Regions from separate parts of the Homo sapiens genome. Here region 2 is linked to region 1. Evidence: chromatin loops called from intact Hi-C (ENCODE). Cell type or tissue: ascending aorta. All regions are shown on one strand. Each heading gives the region's core, and the rest is flanking DNA. Links, peaks and the distances in the headings are about the cores only.

What was found. A loop is a pair of places that touch in the nucleus more often than their neighbours do. Peaks named below come from ENCODE experiments on the same cell type or tissue, not always from the same donor. Only the 100,000 strongest peaks of a DNase experiment are listed, where the experiment ranks them.
Region 2: it touches region 1 in a loop (2.3-fold over the local background); 6 of 110 quality-filtered maps call a loop at or near these places.

What each region holds. Positions count from the first base shown.
Region 1 is chr20:36,060,063-36,068,607 of GRCh38, reverse strand. No RefSeq gene overlaps it. Among named protein-coding and RNA genes, the nearest start is that of NORAD, 13 kb to the right of the region's middle. RefSeq lists a silencer at 3,792-4,091. In ascending aorta, for the core only: no CTCF peak of the experiment used is centred there; DNase peaks (open chromatin) are centred at 3,247 and 3,787; H3K4me3 peaks cover 1,691 bases; H3K27ac peaks cover 1,596 bases.
Region 2 is chr20:36,152,391-36,160,935 of GRCh38, reverse strand. EPB41L1 (erythrocyte membrane protein band 4.1 like 1) reads right to left here and starts at 6,196. Exons shown (of 22, transcript NM_012156.2): 1 at 6,040-6,196. It overlaps EPB41L1-AS1 (EPB41L1 antisense RNA 1), which reads left to right and starts at 5,176. Exons shown (of 4, transcript NR_147703.1): 1 at 5,176-5,340; 2 at 5,682-5,873. It overlaps LOC124904893 (a long non-coding RNA gene), which reads left to right and starts at 6,490. Exons shown (of 2, transcript XR_007067572.1): 1 at 6,490-7,039; 2 at 7,850-8,267. RefSeq lists a silencer at 6,258-6,457. In ascending aorta, for the core only: a CTCF peak has its summit at 4,138 (motif pointing left); DNase peaks (open chromatin) are centred at 4,756, 5,995 and 6,395; H3K4me3 peaks cover 1,996 bases; H3K27ac peaks cover 2,086 bases.

The DNA of each region.
Region 1 (8,545 bases), core at 1,872-6,871:
CCATTGCACTCCAGCCTGGGGAACAAGAGTGAAACTCTGTCTCAAAAAAAAAAAAAGATTTTATAAAGATTTTTTTTTTTTTTTTTTTTTTTTTTTTTACAGAAATGAATGCATTGGCTGGGCGCAGTGGCTCATGCCTGTAATCCCAACACTTTGAGAGGCCAAGGCAGGTGGATCATCTGAGGTCAGGAGTTTGAAATCAGCCTGGCCAACATGGCAAAACTCCATCTCTGCTAAAAATACAAAATTTCGCTGTGTGCCGTGGTGCACGCCTGTAATCCCAGCTACTTGGGAGGCTGAGGCAGAATTGCTTGAACCCGGGAGGCAGAGGTTACAGTGAGCCAAGATCGTGCCACTGCACTCCATCCTGGGCAACAGAGCGAGACTCCATCTCAAAAATAAATAAATAAATAAATAGTGTGTTTATAAACAACAAATTAATGAATATCCCTTACACTTGTCTTTCAGCATATGCAGAAATATGTCCACAGGGCCGGGCACAGTGGCTCATGCCTGTAATCCCAGCACTTTGGGAGGCTGAGGCAGGTGGATCACCTGAGGTCAGGAGTTCGAGACCAGCCTGGCCAACATGGTGAAACCCCCATCTCTACTAAAAATACAAAATTAGCCGGGCGTGGTGGAGGGTGCCTGTAATCCCAGCTACTTGGGAAGCTGAAGCAGGAGAATTGCTTGAGCCCGGGAGGCAGAGGTTGCAGTGAGCCAAGCCTGTGCCATTGCACTCCAGCCTGGGTGAAAAAAGCGAAACTGTCTCAAAAAAAAAAAAAGAAAAGAAAAGAAAGAAAGAAAAGAAATATGTCCACAGGATATGTTCCTAGAGCTGAAATTGTGCGCTAACCTTTTCACGTGATGTAATATGTACAACAATGGTTTAGGGTAATCATAATTATACCAATTATGCAAATGAGAAAATTAAGGCACAGAAAGATTCAATAACTTGGTCAAAGTCACACAGCTCTTATGTAGTAGCATTGAGATTCTGATATGGACAGTGTGATACTAGAGCCAACACAATTAATTATTCCACCAGTGGTTCTCAGACTTTAGCACGACTTTGTCCTGGTTCTCAGGACATCAGCAAGACCTGGAGGCTTGTTAAAACATAGATCACTGTGCCCTACACTAAAATAGTTTCTGATTCAGTCCATCTGAGATAGGGCCCGATAATTTTTTTTTTTTTTTTTGAGATGGAGTCTCGCTCTGTCATCCAGGCTGGAGTGCAGTGGCGCAATCTCGGTTCACTGCAAGCTCCGCCTCCCAGGTTCACGCCATTCTCCTGTCTGAGTCTCCCAAGTATCTGGGACTACAGGCGCCCGCCACTACGCCTGGCTAATTTTTTTGTATTTTTAATACAGACAGGGTTTCACTGTGTTAGCCAGGATGGTCTCGATCTCCTGACCTGAGAATTTGTATTTTAATAAGTTCCCAGGTGGTCCAGATACTGCTCGTCCAAGGACCACAATTTCAGGACCACTGTACTCTACTAGCTCTCCCATTTTAGCTGTGCAGCTAGCTCAGAAAGAAAGCAGTTGGTACCCAGCATGTGGCTTTGACAGGACCAGAGTTGGGAGGCACTGGAGAGGTTTCCTGGATCCCATAAGGCTATCCTCCATGAGGACAGAGTGAGAGTCTGGCACAGTGCCTGGCACATGGTACTCAATAAATATTTGTTGAATAAATGAATAAATAAATGAGGTACAAATGCTCCATGCAACTTGTTGCTGCCTCTTTTTCCCAGCACCCCAGGAGTCCCCTGCCCCCGGGAAGCCCCACTGCCCACACTGGCTGAGATCCAAATCCATGTTATGAAAGCCCTTGGGAGTGAAGCTGTTCATTTCCTCCCATTCCTCCCATGGCCTATAATGAAATCAACGAGGCAGCCAGGGCCCTGTTATTAATGGAGAGGCAACATCTTAGCATGCTAGAGCTAGTTCGAAATAAACTAGTCTGATGCTTTCATTGTATTATTATTAATAGCAATAACTCATAGCATACCCATGCTTGCTTTAAAAAAATAAATCCCTCTGACCAGTATTTCCTTCCCCCTTATTCTGGTACAGAACAACTCCTTCCAGGGGGGAAGCCATTGCATGTGGTTGGTGTGGCTGGCACACACACACACACACACACACACACACACACACAGGCTGGGAGAGATTTAAATTCAGGAAGAGGCTGGGTGCAGTGGCTCATACCTGTAACCCCAGCACTTTGGGAGGCCAAGGTGGGCAGATCACTTGAGGCCAGGAGTTTGAGACCAGCCTGGGCAATATGGCAAAACCCTGTCTCTACAAACCCCCGGCTAAAATACAGAAATTAGCCAGGCATGGTGGCGCACACCTGTAATCCCAGCTACCTGGGAAACTGAGGCATGAGAATCGCTTGAACCTGGAAGGCGGAGTTTGTAGTGAGCCAAGATCGGGCCACTGCACTCCAGGCTGGACGACAGAGCAAGACTCCATCTCAAAAAAAGAAAAAAATAAATAAAAATAAATAAATTAATTAATTCGGGAAGAGATCTGAGGTCTGCGGGATGACCCTTCTGCAGAGCAGCAAGGCACTGACAGAGATTTCCCCAAAACCCGCAAAAAAAGGTATTCAAAGTCAGGGATCGTGTCCTGAGGACCCCACACACCAACCCAACTCCTCAAGGTGCTGCCTCCCTTACAGAATCGGATCCCTAAACTCCGGCACCTCAAGGTCCTGCGGCCTCCTCCCAGCCCCGGAGCTTCTTCCAGCTGTTCCTCGCCTGGCCCGAAGTCCCACCCCTGCTGCCTGCCTGTCCCTTGGCCTCTGTCTTAGGCTCTCTTCCCTGTGGGTGCCCTTGCTTGGGATCCCCTAAGGCTCTGACTGTGTGTGGCTGGAGAGGTCCAGGCCACAGAGCCCCGGAGGGCACCACCTCAGAAGCCCTCGCTGGACAGCTGGAGAGAAGGTGGCCGTCCTTCAGCCAGGCTCGGCCCCAGCTGCACTTCACGGGGGCAACCTGATGCCCACCTGCAGGGGGACAGATGCGGCCAGCGGCGGCCACCAACACGTCCCTCAGACACAGACGCTGCCAGGCAAGCCGAGCTAGCCAGGGGCGCCTAGGGAGGGACAGCCAGGCGACCGTCATTCTGCACGCCCTGTCTGTGAAGGGGCAGCCGCACTCAGCTGCGGCCACAGTCAGCGCCTCACAGGGCAGCGCTGAGCGGTGCAACCTCGGCAGGGGTCAGGAAGTCTCTGGAAGCCGGTAGCGCCACTCGGGCCAGGCGTTGCCAGAGTCAATCCGTCGGTGTCGGCCGGCTCAGCAGAGATGGGGTCAAGCAGCTGATCGGCCGCTAGGAACCTTGTGCTCAGTCAGACACAGACCGTCGCGGCCGGTCACACAGCTCGCCAAGCACAGATGGAGGCTGGTCAGGCAGAGGCAGATAGGCCGCCCGGTCAGACGCAGCCCGTCAGGCCCAGATGGCGGCCGGGCAAGAGCAGCCAGCCAGCCAGCCAGCCAGGCAGCCAGTCAGCCAGCCAGTCAACCAGCCAGCCAGTCAGCCAGTCAGCCAGCTGCGGCCAGGCTGACAGATCCAGCAGTCTTGGTCTGTCAGGCACCCATGAAACCTGCGTTCAGTCAGACGGAAGCTGACACACTCGTATTATCAGGCGGTGGCGGCACCTGTGGTCAGTCAGGCACAGTCGCTGGGTCAGCGCGGCCCGTCGGGCTCGGACAGAACCAGTCGGGTCGCAGCTGTCGGGCCTCTCTCCGGGCAGAGAGTTGCTGGAGGCGGGGCTTCGTTCCGGGGCGGGGCTTCGTTCTGGGCGGAGCGTTGGCTGGAGGCAGGGCCTCGTCCCGGCTGGGCCTGCCTCCCCTCCCGGCAGCTTCCGGGCGTTGCCATGGCAGCCGCGGCCGGCTCCCAGACTGCCAGGGGGTCGAAGGACTCGCGGCCTTTCCCGCGCTGGCCCTGCCCCTGGGCGCCCCAGCGCCTGCCAAGTGGAGGTCCTGGCCCTGGGGCCGACTCTCTAGAAGCGGCCAGTGGGTTCGGCGAACCGCGCCCCGCACAGCAGCAGAGTCCCCGCTACGGGGTCGGCATTTTCTCATCCTCTTGCTCAGGCGGGCATGATTAGGGGGCTGGGAAGGACTCACAGAAGGCGACGCAGCAAGAAGTGACAGAGACCCAGACCCTCCGGAGCCCCAGCTGCTCACCTGACCCTGCACCGCCCCCCAGGAAGAATCAAACGTCTCTAGGCAGAAAGGGCGGCCGTATCCAGAAGAGAGAACAGCCATGCAGTGATGTGCTTAGGGAAATCTGGCGCAACAATGTCAAGGCGAGCACTCACCTTGTGCCCAGCCCTGTAATAAAAGGTTTATATACAGTATTTCACCCGAGCCTTATAATTTTGCTTTGGGGTTCTATAATGATTCCCTTTTTACAGATGAGGAAACCAATCACAAAGGGTTTGGTGATTTGCCCAGGGTCAGGGGCAGTGAGGTGCGGGAGCCGGATTGGAACCCAAGCAGTCCAACTCCTGACATGTTGGCATGTGGACCCTCAGCCCACCCTCTGTTCTCTCCTTGTGACCTTCCGAAGGCTCAGCATGAGTCCCCTTAGCAGACCTTCAGGACACCCAGCCCTATGCTGGGTCCTGAGGTGGCAGAGTCCTGTAGGAGTCTCTGCCTGGAAGGCTCAGAATAAGGGGCTATCAGAACCAAGAACCTGGTCAAACCAGAGGACAAACTATGGGTTTGCCTTGCAATATTTAGAAGAAGGGGAAGCCTGTGAGATCAGAGAAGCCAGGGCCAAGAAGCCACTGGAAAACTGGGTGGGCTGTCACTGGGGAACCCCAGGAGTATTACAGCTTCAAGTCCAAAAGTCTATGATCAAGTTATAGCAGTGTGAACCAGAGTTAGGAACATATCATGGATCATAAACTCAAATGCCTACCGGGGACAGAAAGGTAATGAAAATCATGGAAAAAAAAATCAGGCCGGGCACAGTGGCTCATGCCTGTAATCCCAGCACTTTGGGAGGCCGAGGTGGGTGGATCATTTGAAGTCAAGAGTTCAAGAGCAGTCTGGCCAACATGGTGAAAGCCTGTCTCTACTGAAAATACAAAAACTAGCCGGGTGTAGTGGTGGGTGCCTGTAATCCCAGCTACTCAGGAGGCCAAGGCAGGAGAATCACCTTGAGCCTGAGAGGCAGAGGTTGCAGTGAGTCGCAATTGCGCCACTGCACTCCAGCCTGGGCAACAGAGTGAAGCTCCCTCTCAAAAAAAAAAAAAAAAAAATCAAATGCCAGATCAGCAAACCTGCCCCATCTCCGGGGGGCATCTGCCTCTTTGCTTCTGCTGACTATGCTCTCAGACACCCACTGCTTCTAGTCTTCTAGTTAGGCAAAGTTGGCTAAGTCAGTTGACATCAAGTCTCAGTTTCTCCATCTGAGAAGGAAACGTTTGGCTTTATCTCACACATTTTATGGGGATCAAACATTATTGTATGTAGAAAATATTTTGTGAAGTGTAACAAACTATAAAATGGAGGGGGAGGAGAATGTGACTGATCATTTGTTGTGCATCTGTTTCACAGTCTGCAGGAGTTCTGACAGCATTCCTCTGAGTCAGGGCTAGTGTCCTCTTGTACAGATGAAGAGATAGTCTTCAAGGAATATGTTGACTTAACCAAAGTCACAGGCTTGCCAGAGTTAGAATGTAGAACTCTCTGACCTCTAAGACCAATCTCTTACACTGTTTGGCAAAGTGTGGCTTGGGTCCCACCAAGGCAGGGCAGGTGATCCCAATTGGGGCTTAGCCCAGGAGGGTTCTTGACTTGAAAGAATTCAAGGGTAAGTCAGTGATGTCAGATAGTAACTTTTATTGAAGTGGCAGTGTTCGGCAGCAGCAGACGTACTGCTTCTTGTGGAGCAGGGTTACCCCATAGGCAGTGTGCCTAGAGTAGCAGCTCAAACGCAGTTCTGCAGTCATATTTATACCCACTTTTATTTACATGCAAATTCAGGGGCAGATTATGCAGAAATTTCTAGGAAAAAGGTGGTAACTTCTTGGTCTTGGGTCACTACCATGGAAAGGGCAGTAACCTCTGAGTGTTGCCATGGCAATGGTAAACTGGCATGGCACACTGGTGGGCATGTCTTATGGAAAGCTTCTTCTACCCCATCCCTGCTTTAGCTAGTCCTCAATTTGGTCCAGTGTCTGAACCCCACCTCCAGACTCGAGTCCTGCCTCCTACCTCACTAGTGGTCATAATACGATGATTTCAGGTGGAACCCAGATGAACATTTTTTAAAACCAGGTTATGTCATAGTTTTTATTTTTAAGTATAGAGCCGGCTTACTCATACTACAAAAGTCCTACATTTCACACAGCCAGGGTGTAGTAGGCTGAATAATGGCCACCCAAATATATCAAGTCCTAATCTCTGGAAACTACTGTAAACATTACTTTATTTGAGAAAATAATTTTTGCAGATGTGATTAAGAATGTTGAGATGAGGATATCATTGAGGATTAGCCAAGTGGGCCCTAAATTCCATCACACATATCCTTATAAGAGAGAGGGAAAGGAAGATTAGACCAACACACACAGAAGAAGAGGAAGCAATGTGACCATGGAGGCAGAGACTGATGTGGCCACAAGCCAAGGATTGTTGGCAGCCACCAGAAGTTGGAAGAGGCAGACGGATTCTTCCCCAGAGCATCTGGAGGGAATACAGCCTTGCCAACACATTGACTTCAGCTCAGTGAAACTCATGTTCAATTTATGGCCTCCAGAACTATGAGAGAATAAATTTCTGTTGTTTTAAGCTACCAGGCTTGTAGTAATTTGTTTTGGCACCCACAGGAAACAAATAAATGGATCTACATGACTTCAAAATTCATGCCTCTTTTTTTCTCTTTTTATTATTTATTTATTTATTTTGAGACAGAGTCTCGCTCTGTTGCACAGGCTGGAGTGCAGTGGCGTGATCTCGGCTCACTGCAACCTCTGCCTCATGGATTCAAGTAATTCTCATGCCTCAGCCTTCCAAGTAGCTGGGATTACAGGCATGCGCCACCACGCCTGGCTAATTTTTGTATTTTTAGTACAGATGGGGTTTCACCATGTTAGCCAGGCTGGTCTCAAACTCCCAACCTCAGGTGATCCACCCACCTCGGCCTCCCAAAGTACTGGGATTATAGGCATGAGCCACCGCACCCAGCCTTCTCTCTTTTTAAAATAAACTTATTATTTTAAAATAATTTTACATTTACAGAAAATAAATGTAAGTCTTTGATTTAGAGTACAGAAATTTCCCATTGTGTTAGGGCTCACCAGAGAAAGAGAACCAATACGGTGTGTGTGTGCATAAAAGAGATTTATCATAAAGAATTGGCTTACCTAATTATGAAGGCTGGCAAGCCCGAATCCCACAGTGTGGGCCTGCAGGCTGATGACCCAGGAGAGCCAATGGTGCAGTTTGAAGGCAGCCTGCCGGAGAATTCCATCTTGCTTAGGGAGGCCAGTCTTTCTGTTTTATTCAGGCCTTCAACTGATCAAATGAGGCCCGCCCACACCCAAGTTCAACCATTTAAATGCTAATATCATCCAAAACCACCCTCCATGTTGACACATGAACTTAACCATCATACTCAAGAGTACAGAGAGTTCCTGTATAGCCCTCACCCTGCTTCCCCTATTATTACCACCTTACATTACTATGGCATTTGTCACAACTAAGAAACCAACACTGGTACATTCCTATGAACTAAATTCCACCTGTTTTCTGCTCCAGAGTCCCTTCTAGGACACCACACTACATTTAGTCATCATGTCCCTTTAGTTTCTTCTGGCTTGTAACAATTACTCAGGCATTTCTTGGTTTTTAAGACCTTGACAGCTTTGAGGAGTACTGGACAGGTATTTTACAGAGTGCCCCTCAATTTGGGTTCATCTGATGCTTTTCTCATAGTTAGACTGGGGTTATGAGTTTGGGGAAACATGTCATAGAGGTAAACTGCTCTTCTCATCAAATCATAGGTACATGTTATTGACATGACTTCATCAGGATACATGTTAGCGACATGACTTGATTACCTGGCCAAGCGAGTGTCTGTCCAGTTTCTCCCCTGGGAAGTTGCTTGTTTTTCCTCCCTTTCCACTCTTTGGAAGCAAGTTACTAAGTGCAGCCCACACTCAATGGGAGAATTAAGCTCCACAACCTGAAGGGGTTGTATCTACCTACATTATCTAGAATTCTTCTTTAAGGATCATTTGTCTCTTCTCCCTTATTTATTTATTTATTTATTTATTTATTTATTTATTTATTGAGACAGAGTTTCACTTTGTTGCCCAGGCTGGAGTACAATGGCACAACACTGGGTCACCACAACCTCCGCCTCCCAGGTTTAAGAGATTCTCCTGCCTCAGCCTTCCCAAGTAGCTGGGACTACAGGCATGCGCCACCACGCCTGGCTAATTTTGTATTTTTAGTAGAGACGGGGTTTCTCCATGTTGGTCAGGCTGGTCTTGAACTCCCGACCTCAGGTGATCTGCCTGCCTCAGC
Region 2 (8,545 bases), core at 1,514-6,513, 93 kb before region 1:
ACAACTTCAAATGTCAATCAACAGGGGGGCTGGCCAAATTAGTAGGGTTTATCCATTAAAAATTTAATTATGAAAGTATAACATACCTATTGCAAAAATTTTTGAGATAGATTTTATATCTACTGACATAAAAAGATGTCAATGTGTAGTTACATGAAAAATGCAAGTTGTAAAACAATAATGCAATGTATGATCCCATTCTGGTTTGTATGTTTATGTTGGTATAGAAAATATCCTGGAAGGATACACAACATGCTGTTATTAGCTACGACTGGAGAGTAGGATTTGTTTGGGGATCTAAGGGGAGAATACACTTTTTTTCTTTCTTTCTTTCTTTTTTTTTTTTGTGACGGAGTCTCGCTCTGTCACCCAGGCTGGAGTGCAATGGCGCAATCTCGGCTCACTGCCCCACAACCTCTGCCTTCCGGGTGCAAGAGATTCTCTTGCCTCAGCCTCCTGAGTAGCTGGGATTACAGGCGCCAGCCACCATGCCCGGCTAACTTTTTGTATTTTTAGTAGAAATGGGGTTTCACCATGTTGGCCAGGCTGGTCTTGAACTCCTGACCTCAGGTGATCTACCCGCCTCAGCCTCCCAGAGTGCTGGGATTATAGGCATGAGCCACCGTGCCTGGCCTACACTTCTGAATTATTAGATTTTCCACAAATTTTTTTTGTAATTAAAACTAAAGAAAAGTAAATATAACAGTAAAGAAATATTTGTTTTTCTGTTTTATTCACTTCCCATATGCTTGCTGGAACTCCATTTTCTACCTGTTTTCTTCCAATCTGTATCTATGTTCATACCTAATTTTATACCATTGTAATATGAATACTGATAATCTTATGGGTCTTCTTTCCCATTTAACATTAATTGTATCAGACCATTAATGACATCACATCATGACATCATCATCATCTCCACTAATGTTCATGGATACTTCACTATGTACTAGTTACCATGCCAAGATGTTTACATGCCTTAACTTATTCAATCTTGATGACAACCCTAAAACCAGGTACTTGGACTATCCACATTACAGCTGGGCAAACTGGGGCTTTGAAAGATTAATTAACTTGCCAATTGCCTCACAGCTAGTAAAAACAGAAAGAAGACTTAAACCCTGTTCTATGCAAGTGCCAGGTCCTCACTGGGAACCTCTCTGTCCTATTCCCCTCGAAGATAGTGAGTGGTTAGTGAGAAGAATGTGGCAAGTAGGGAATAGCAAGAATATGGCAGGCACTATGTCTTACAACTTGAGTGACCTTGATCAAGTCACTTCCCCTCTTGATTAGTTCACTCATTCTTTCATCGGACAAGTATTTGCAAACCACTGAGCAACATGCTGCGACGAAACAATGAATAAAATGTGAACTCAACTCTGCCTTCAAGGAGACTGGAGTCTAGCGTCATTCTCTTCAAACACAGAAAGGATCTAGCCCCGGCCCCACCTCTGTCGCAGAGCAGTCATAAGCACAAAATGAATCAAGGATGCAAAAGAGCTTTGCAATTGCACAGCTCCATCCACTGCAAGCAGTTTTTCTGTGGGTGTTCACCACTGCGTATTATTTTATCCAGTGGATGTTCCAAAGCTTTCCCAATCATCTTCCTATTGTTGGACACTTAGTCCCAATTTACTGCTATTATAGAGGAAGCTCTGATGGGGATTTATTCAAAAGAAATAATTCAAAGGAAAAACAGGCCAGATGTGCAAAAAAGATGCTACCCAATCTTCCAGATGACTAAAGGGAGACCAGCCCTTCTCAAACTCACCAGGCCTGAAACAGAATTCCTGACCCTGTGGCCTTACCCACTCCAAGCTCCTCCTTCTCCAACCTGGCGAACCACCCACTACCAGAGGGACACCTTAATGAGTGCCAATCTTGATCCCTCCCCAGCCCTCCAAGTCCCCACAGTTAAGGTTTCTCCTGTAAGATCACGTCCACCCTCTCCTGTGGATCATACGGTTGCCAAAAGGACCTTCCCAAAACACAGTTCTGTCATGCTCCTCAGCAGACTAAAATCCTGCAAAGATTCCTAGAGCATCCCGGCTCACGTCAAGTCGAAACACCTTGGCCTGACATTTAAGAGAGACAGAAGCGGGAGAGAAGTAATGTTTACTGAGTTCCTGCAATGTGTTAGCATTACACTAGGTGCTTTATATAACAACCACAACATGGTCCCTGTGAGACAGGCATGTTTATCTGCATTTTACGAATGAGGAAACTGAGGTTTGGGCCAGCTGAGTGATGTGCCCAAGGCCACGTGGCTAATACAATGCATTGCTGTGACTATAGCCTACGTCTGGTGGATTCCAGAGCTCCATCAAAAACCCAAACACTAGGTGACTTTCTGAGTCACCTCCCAGCTCACACTCCGCCACACACACTATCTGTTCCACGCACATCAGACCGCCCACTCTTCTTCAGAGGCATTCCTATTTCCTTCCCCTCTGACCTGGGGAAGTGGGTGCCCTTCCCCCTTCAACCATCGAAATCCGACTTGGCCTTCAGTGCCCAGCTCAAAGGTCCCCGTCTTCTTGAAGCCTTCCCTGAGCACCAAAATAGGAATCCATGCTGAGCCTATGCAATAGCACACTCTTTACTTTTAGTGTGTCATGTCTGCATCTCTCCCAGCTAGACTGGGAGGCCTTTGAGGAGAGGGATGCATCTGACTGAGTGACTATTTCAACTTGAACAAAACAGAGTATGGCCTCTGAGAAACTACAGGCTGCCTGGCATGGCCTTCAGGAACATGGCTCTGACCCACACTGCCTAGGTTTGAATCCTGACTCCCCCACAGCCTAGCTATTTGACCTTGAACAACTATCTAAGCCACAGCTCCATCAATCTGTAAAACGGGAAGAATAACTCCTATACCTCATCTACACCTCACAGGGCTTTGTGAAGAACGTATGAGTTGTACATGGAAGCCCTTAAAACTGGGCCTGGCACATAATAAATGCTCAATAAATGTTAGCTGTTACTATTCTGATCCACAAGCCTCTAGCCCACAAAGGAAGCAGTGCCAGCCTGCTCCACCCCCACCCATCCACCAAGGCTCAGCTCCCTGCCCACAGGGCCTCCTTAGCCCAGTCCCCACTGTGGCCTCGGGATGTGTCCAGAGCCAGCCCATCTTCCCTAAAAGCCAATGGGAGCAGGGAGTCTGGTGTTTCCCCACTTCTGGGGGACCCTGGCCAGGAAGGAGAAGGCCAAGGCTAATCCTTCTCTGAGAGCTCCTAGTCAGTACTTATCTACCCCTACCCCTCAGCACTATAGTAATATTCAGTCCACAAAGCCACCCTTGCCTCACCAGGCACACACACACACACCCCTCACACACCTCTCCACCTGGACTGGCCCTGGCCTACCAATGAATTGCCTGGCTCCACTGGACACCAACCTGGTACTTCCAGATATTGCCCCCAGTAAATGTCATGGTAGAAAGAAGGGCTCTGGACTCAGACCGCCTCGCACTTTCCAGCTGCGTAACTTTAGTCCAGTGACATAACCTCTCTGAGCCTCAGTTTCTCCTCTGTAAAAAGTGGATAATTAATCACATCTATCTGACAGGGTTACTGTGAAATGACTCAAAGCACTTCTTGCAGTACATGGCATACAGTAAGTTTCAATAAATACTATCACTTTGATTGTGTAATCATTGGTATTTATCTCCAGGCAGAGATGATCATCCTCCCCGCCCTTTTTTTTTCTTTGAGAGGGAGTCTCGCTCTGTCTCCAGGCTGGAGTGCAGTGGCACGATGTCGGCTCACTGCAACCTCTGCCTCCTGGGGTCAGGCGATTCTCCTGCCTCAGCCTCCCGAGTTGCTGGGGCTATAGGCGTGCACTACCACGCCCAGCTAATTTTTGTATTTTTAGTAGAGACGGGGTTTCACCATGTTGGCCAGGATGGTCTTCATCTCTTGAACTTGTGATCTGCCCGCCTCGTCCTCCCAAAGTGCTGGGATTACAGGCGTGCGCAATGGCGCACGCCTGTGTCCCCTTTTAACAAATGGGACAGAGAAGCCCAGAAAGGGGCTCTTAGGGAAGTCCCGGCAGGTGCTAACAAGCACCTCCCACCACAGCCTGAAGTCAGAAAACTCTCTGTTGCCCCCTGGAGGCTCAGGCCAGAACATCCCTGGGCACCTGGCATCCTCTCAGCTCTATGCACTTCCAAGAGGGTCCAGGACCACCCACGGCCCTTTCTCTCAGCCCTGACCTCTCCTGCTCACCTACTGAGGGCAAGGGCTGGGAGGCCAACATAACACCCCTCCTAAGGGATCAGGTAGCCTCAGGCTCCAGGCTACAATGCCTAGCCCTTGGCAGAGTCCTGTCTATAGCACAACCACCGCAGCAGGGAAGCCAGCACCTGAGCTGCAAGAGCCCCAGAACAAGAGGTGGAAGACCTGGGTACATTAATGCTGACTCCCCCGCTCAGCTGCTTTGTGACCTTGGCCAAGTCACTCTTACTCTCTAGGCCCCGTTCAACCTTTCAATATCGACTGAGTGAGGACTACCTGACCAAGCATTGTTTTCATGCAGGATTCTATGGAAGAAGCTCTTCAAGAAGCTCACAGGGCTGAGCCCAGGAGGACTGTCACATAGCCCAGGAAGGGCTTTAATAGGAACAATGCCCTCTGCACTGATCTCCTCCAGGACTGCCTTGAGGTGCCCCTGAAATCCCAGGGACTGTGCTCTGCATGCCATAAATACTATGCCTGGGTTGCCAGGCAGGCATGACCTCAGGCTGGCCAGGAGAAGCCAGCTCCATCCTTGCACAGAGCTGGCAGAGCCTTCCTGGGCCACGGTGGCTCATAGGGGAGGCTGGCACAGGCTGCCTCTGCCGCAGGCTCCATCTGGAGGAATGGGTGGGCAGAGAGGCACACAGCTGCCTCTATTCTCCACACCCTTGCCCGGGACAGGAGGCACTGTCTTCCAAGAGCTGCGGAGGGCACCATCCAGGCCCCAGATCTTGACCTGGCTCAAGTGCCACTGATTCTGGAAGGCTCCTAATGCTGAGGGTGGGGGGATGGGGTGGGAATGAAGCCAAGCCGCTGGACCCCGCACAGCCCTGGAGAGGTCCTAAATCTGGCCGTCTCACATTCCCACCTTTGGGTGCAGAGGAGGTGCTATGCGGATCCAGAAGTGAATGTGGGAACACGTGGTGCTCTCTCCCCCACCAATGCATCCTCAGAGCTCCGAGGGAAAAGCAACGACGATGGCTGGCAGCTGAGGGAGAGACCAGCATCCCCAGAACTCCCTTTTGGTCCTTGTCCAGACTTCAAGGTCTCCATGGACCACTTTGAGCCATATACGTCTGCCAGTCAGTGGCCTCTGCACCCAGTAAGTACCCCAATGGCTGTAGACATTGGCCCCCCATGCCCATCCCTGAGACCCCAGCCTCTCGGGCCCTTGGACCTCCCCAAGTGTGAAGGTGCCAGACACAAGTGGGACACACAAGCCCTCTCCCTCTGATCAGGGGACGGTCACTGGCCAGGACAATGCCAGGCCAGAACTGCAGAAGTCCTAGGGCTAAGATCCCTCCTAGCAGCTCTGAGGTACTTGGAAGGGAGACGGAAGGGGAGGCAAGCCCAGAGCGGGGAAGGGTCCGTAACCAGAGTGAGGAGAGATGAGGGCAAGGGCTCGCCAGCATCCCAGGCTCCAGCCAAGAACTCCTCCTGCAGCGTCAGAAGCAGCAGAAATCCAAAGAGCCCTTGGCCTCTGGAGGCGGCAGCAGGAGTGCTCTCCGAAAAGAGACTGGGCCAGCCGGTGGGAGCCCAGCGCCCACCCACCGCTCATCCTACAGCAGGACCAACCCCCCGCCAACCCCCAGCCTCCGGATCCTCTCTCCAGGCCTTGGAGGAGGCTGCAGACCGGTAGGTAGGGAGGAACAGCGAGACCCTCCCCCACACTGGCCAGGGGACCAACAGCCTGAAAACTCAGTTCTCGGCCTCGCCCCCGTTCCTCCCCAGGGCTGGAGGCTGGGCCTAGATGTTGCAAGCCCCCGGCCCCGAGAGCCACCTGATTCCCCCATGTGCCTACCTGGGCCCGGGGTTCCCCATGTCGGGCAGGTTGGGCGAGGGGCGGCCCCCTCGGCTCCTCTGGCAGGCAGGCCGCGGGGCGGGGCGGCGCGGGGTCGCGGCGGGCTCTGCGGAGCAGCCTGTTCGGCGACACCCCCGCCCGCTGATGGATGCCGACTGCAGCAGCGGCGGCGGCGGCGGCGGCTCGGCGTGCGCCAGGGGCTGGGCACGGTGCCCACAGCCCCGGGCCTGGCGCCCGACGCGCGGCCAGCCCCCGCCCCCGCCCCGGCCTCGGAGCCCAGCCCAGGGGCGGCCGCCGCTTGCGCCTGCCTCCCAGCGCGCCGCGGCCCTGCCCCTGCCTCCGCCTCCTCTCTGCCTGTCTCCTCTACCACCCACCTCCCCCCGCGCCCCGCCCTCTCTCTCAGGCTCCCAGGCCACCTCCTCCCGGTCCGTGCCACACGGGCAGTTCCCAGACCACTGCGGGACTGTGCAGCTGGGGGGCCTCTCGAGCGCCCCGGCTGCCCCCACCCTGGTCCTAGCCAGCCCCGGGCCTCCTTGCTCTCGCCAAGCCCTCTTGGGGGCTCATCAGCGAGAAAGGGAGGGGGAGGAGAGAAGAGGGGGATGCATGCCTGACTCAGAAGGGGTGACTCAGCCTCAGTGGGCCTCCCATCCCACCGGAGCCGGATCCCCTCACCACCCCTGCAGCACAGCGACAGGGCAGAACCCGCCTAGGACTCGGCGTCCTCCCCCACCGGGAGGAGGTATTACAACTGTCTCCTGGGAATCCTCTGTGCCTCTGAGTGTGTCCAGAGGGTGTCTATGTGTACATTTGTCCACATGCGCCTTGGTGACAATGACAGTAAGTGTAACAGTGAGAGCCCAGGGACCTATTGGGGATGGGGCCTGTGTACAGGCGCACTTGCTGTATGTGTCTGAGCACAGGCTGAGTGTGCACCTGAGCTCCAGGAAAGGGCAGGGGCTGGCCAAGCAGCTTGTGGCAGAGATCATGGCTCAAAACCAAGGTAAGCCATGCTCCTCCCCTCCAGGAGCACTGTTACCCACTAAAAAAACCAGTCCAACCACTGCAGCACCTCCATCTCACACAATCCGAAGGTGGGGACCTCAAGCCACAGAGGACTCTGGGAGGGAGAGGGCCTGGGTTCCAGTCCAGGTCTGCCACTGGCTCAGCAAGTACCCTTGGGCAAGTTGTTCCATGCTCTGGGCCTCATTTGCAAATGACGAAAGGGCTGGACGTTCCTATCTCTAGGGTCCCTAGTTCATGGCGAAGGCATAGAGAGAATGGTGGGTAACCGCAGCATGATCTCCAAAGATTTCTGTCCATGGGTCCACTGCAACCCATATGACCGCGAACCCCCAGTCACCACCCTCACCTCCAGGCATACACAACTATTCATTCATTCTTCACATCATTCCTAAGTACCTACCATGTGCTGGCCATAGTTCTTACCACAGAATCCACTGCCCTGGGAAGCACAGAGGCCCCAAGCTGGGAAGCAGCCTCGATGTGAGCTGAGCCCTCCATCCTTCCCTGATGCGATTCCCTCAGTATCAGCCTCACCAGTGGGCTCTCCATCTCTGCTTGTCACACACTATAGAGCCAGGCACCTCCCTCCCCCAACTCCTCCCTCCCAGTGTGCTGCTCCATCATGGTGACCTTCTACCCTGGGTCCTCATAGGCACTCTAGGGCCTCCAAAGAATGAGGCTATGCCCTCTCCTCAGCACCCTTTAGAGAACTCAAGATACAATTGCGTCCCTTTGTACCATGCCCAAAGCAAGCCTTCTCTTCTCCAACTTAAACCTCCTTCATCAGGTGTCTTTAGACAAAGCTTCCGGTGCCTTCACTCCCCCTGCTCACCAGGTTCAGCAGCGGATGAAGAGCAGAGAGCAGAATGAAGCCAGCTTCTCCCAGTCCTAGAGAACAGGCCCACCCTCCAGACAGAAGGTGGGAAGACAGACAAATCTGCCCAGGCCGACTGACAGAAGGACGAGTGTCCTGCTTGGCAGCCTTCTGTACAAATCCTGTCCTTTGCCTTTGGACTTCTCATCCCCAGGCCTTTCAAATTCACTTTTTCCCAGGAGCTCCCAAGGGAGTCTCACACAGGCCCCTGGGGCCGTGGCCTTGGGCAAGTCACTTTGCCACACAAGGTGCTCTGTTTGAGTTTAGCTCACCACACATTTATTTAAATGAATGAGTGAAAGGACCAATAAAACTCAGGAGTTATACCAGATGCATTTATTGTTTCAGATGCACAGCTGCTAAGAGATTCTTGACTGCCTGCCTTCAAGTATTTTGATTCCAAATAGGCTCAGTCTCCCCTGCTGGCTGAGCCTTCCCAATCGTGGGCTCCCGTGGGCAGGAGGCTCTGGGCTGCATGGCCAAGGCTCTCTCTGTTCCTCTTAGTTCAACTCTCCTTCCCTGGCCATCTCCCTTTCCTTCCTTCCCCCAGGCTGAAGCCCTCCCCACTCCTCCCCTGGGGCAGGGCCACTTTCCCACCCTCCTCAACCA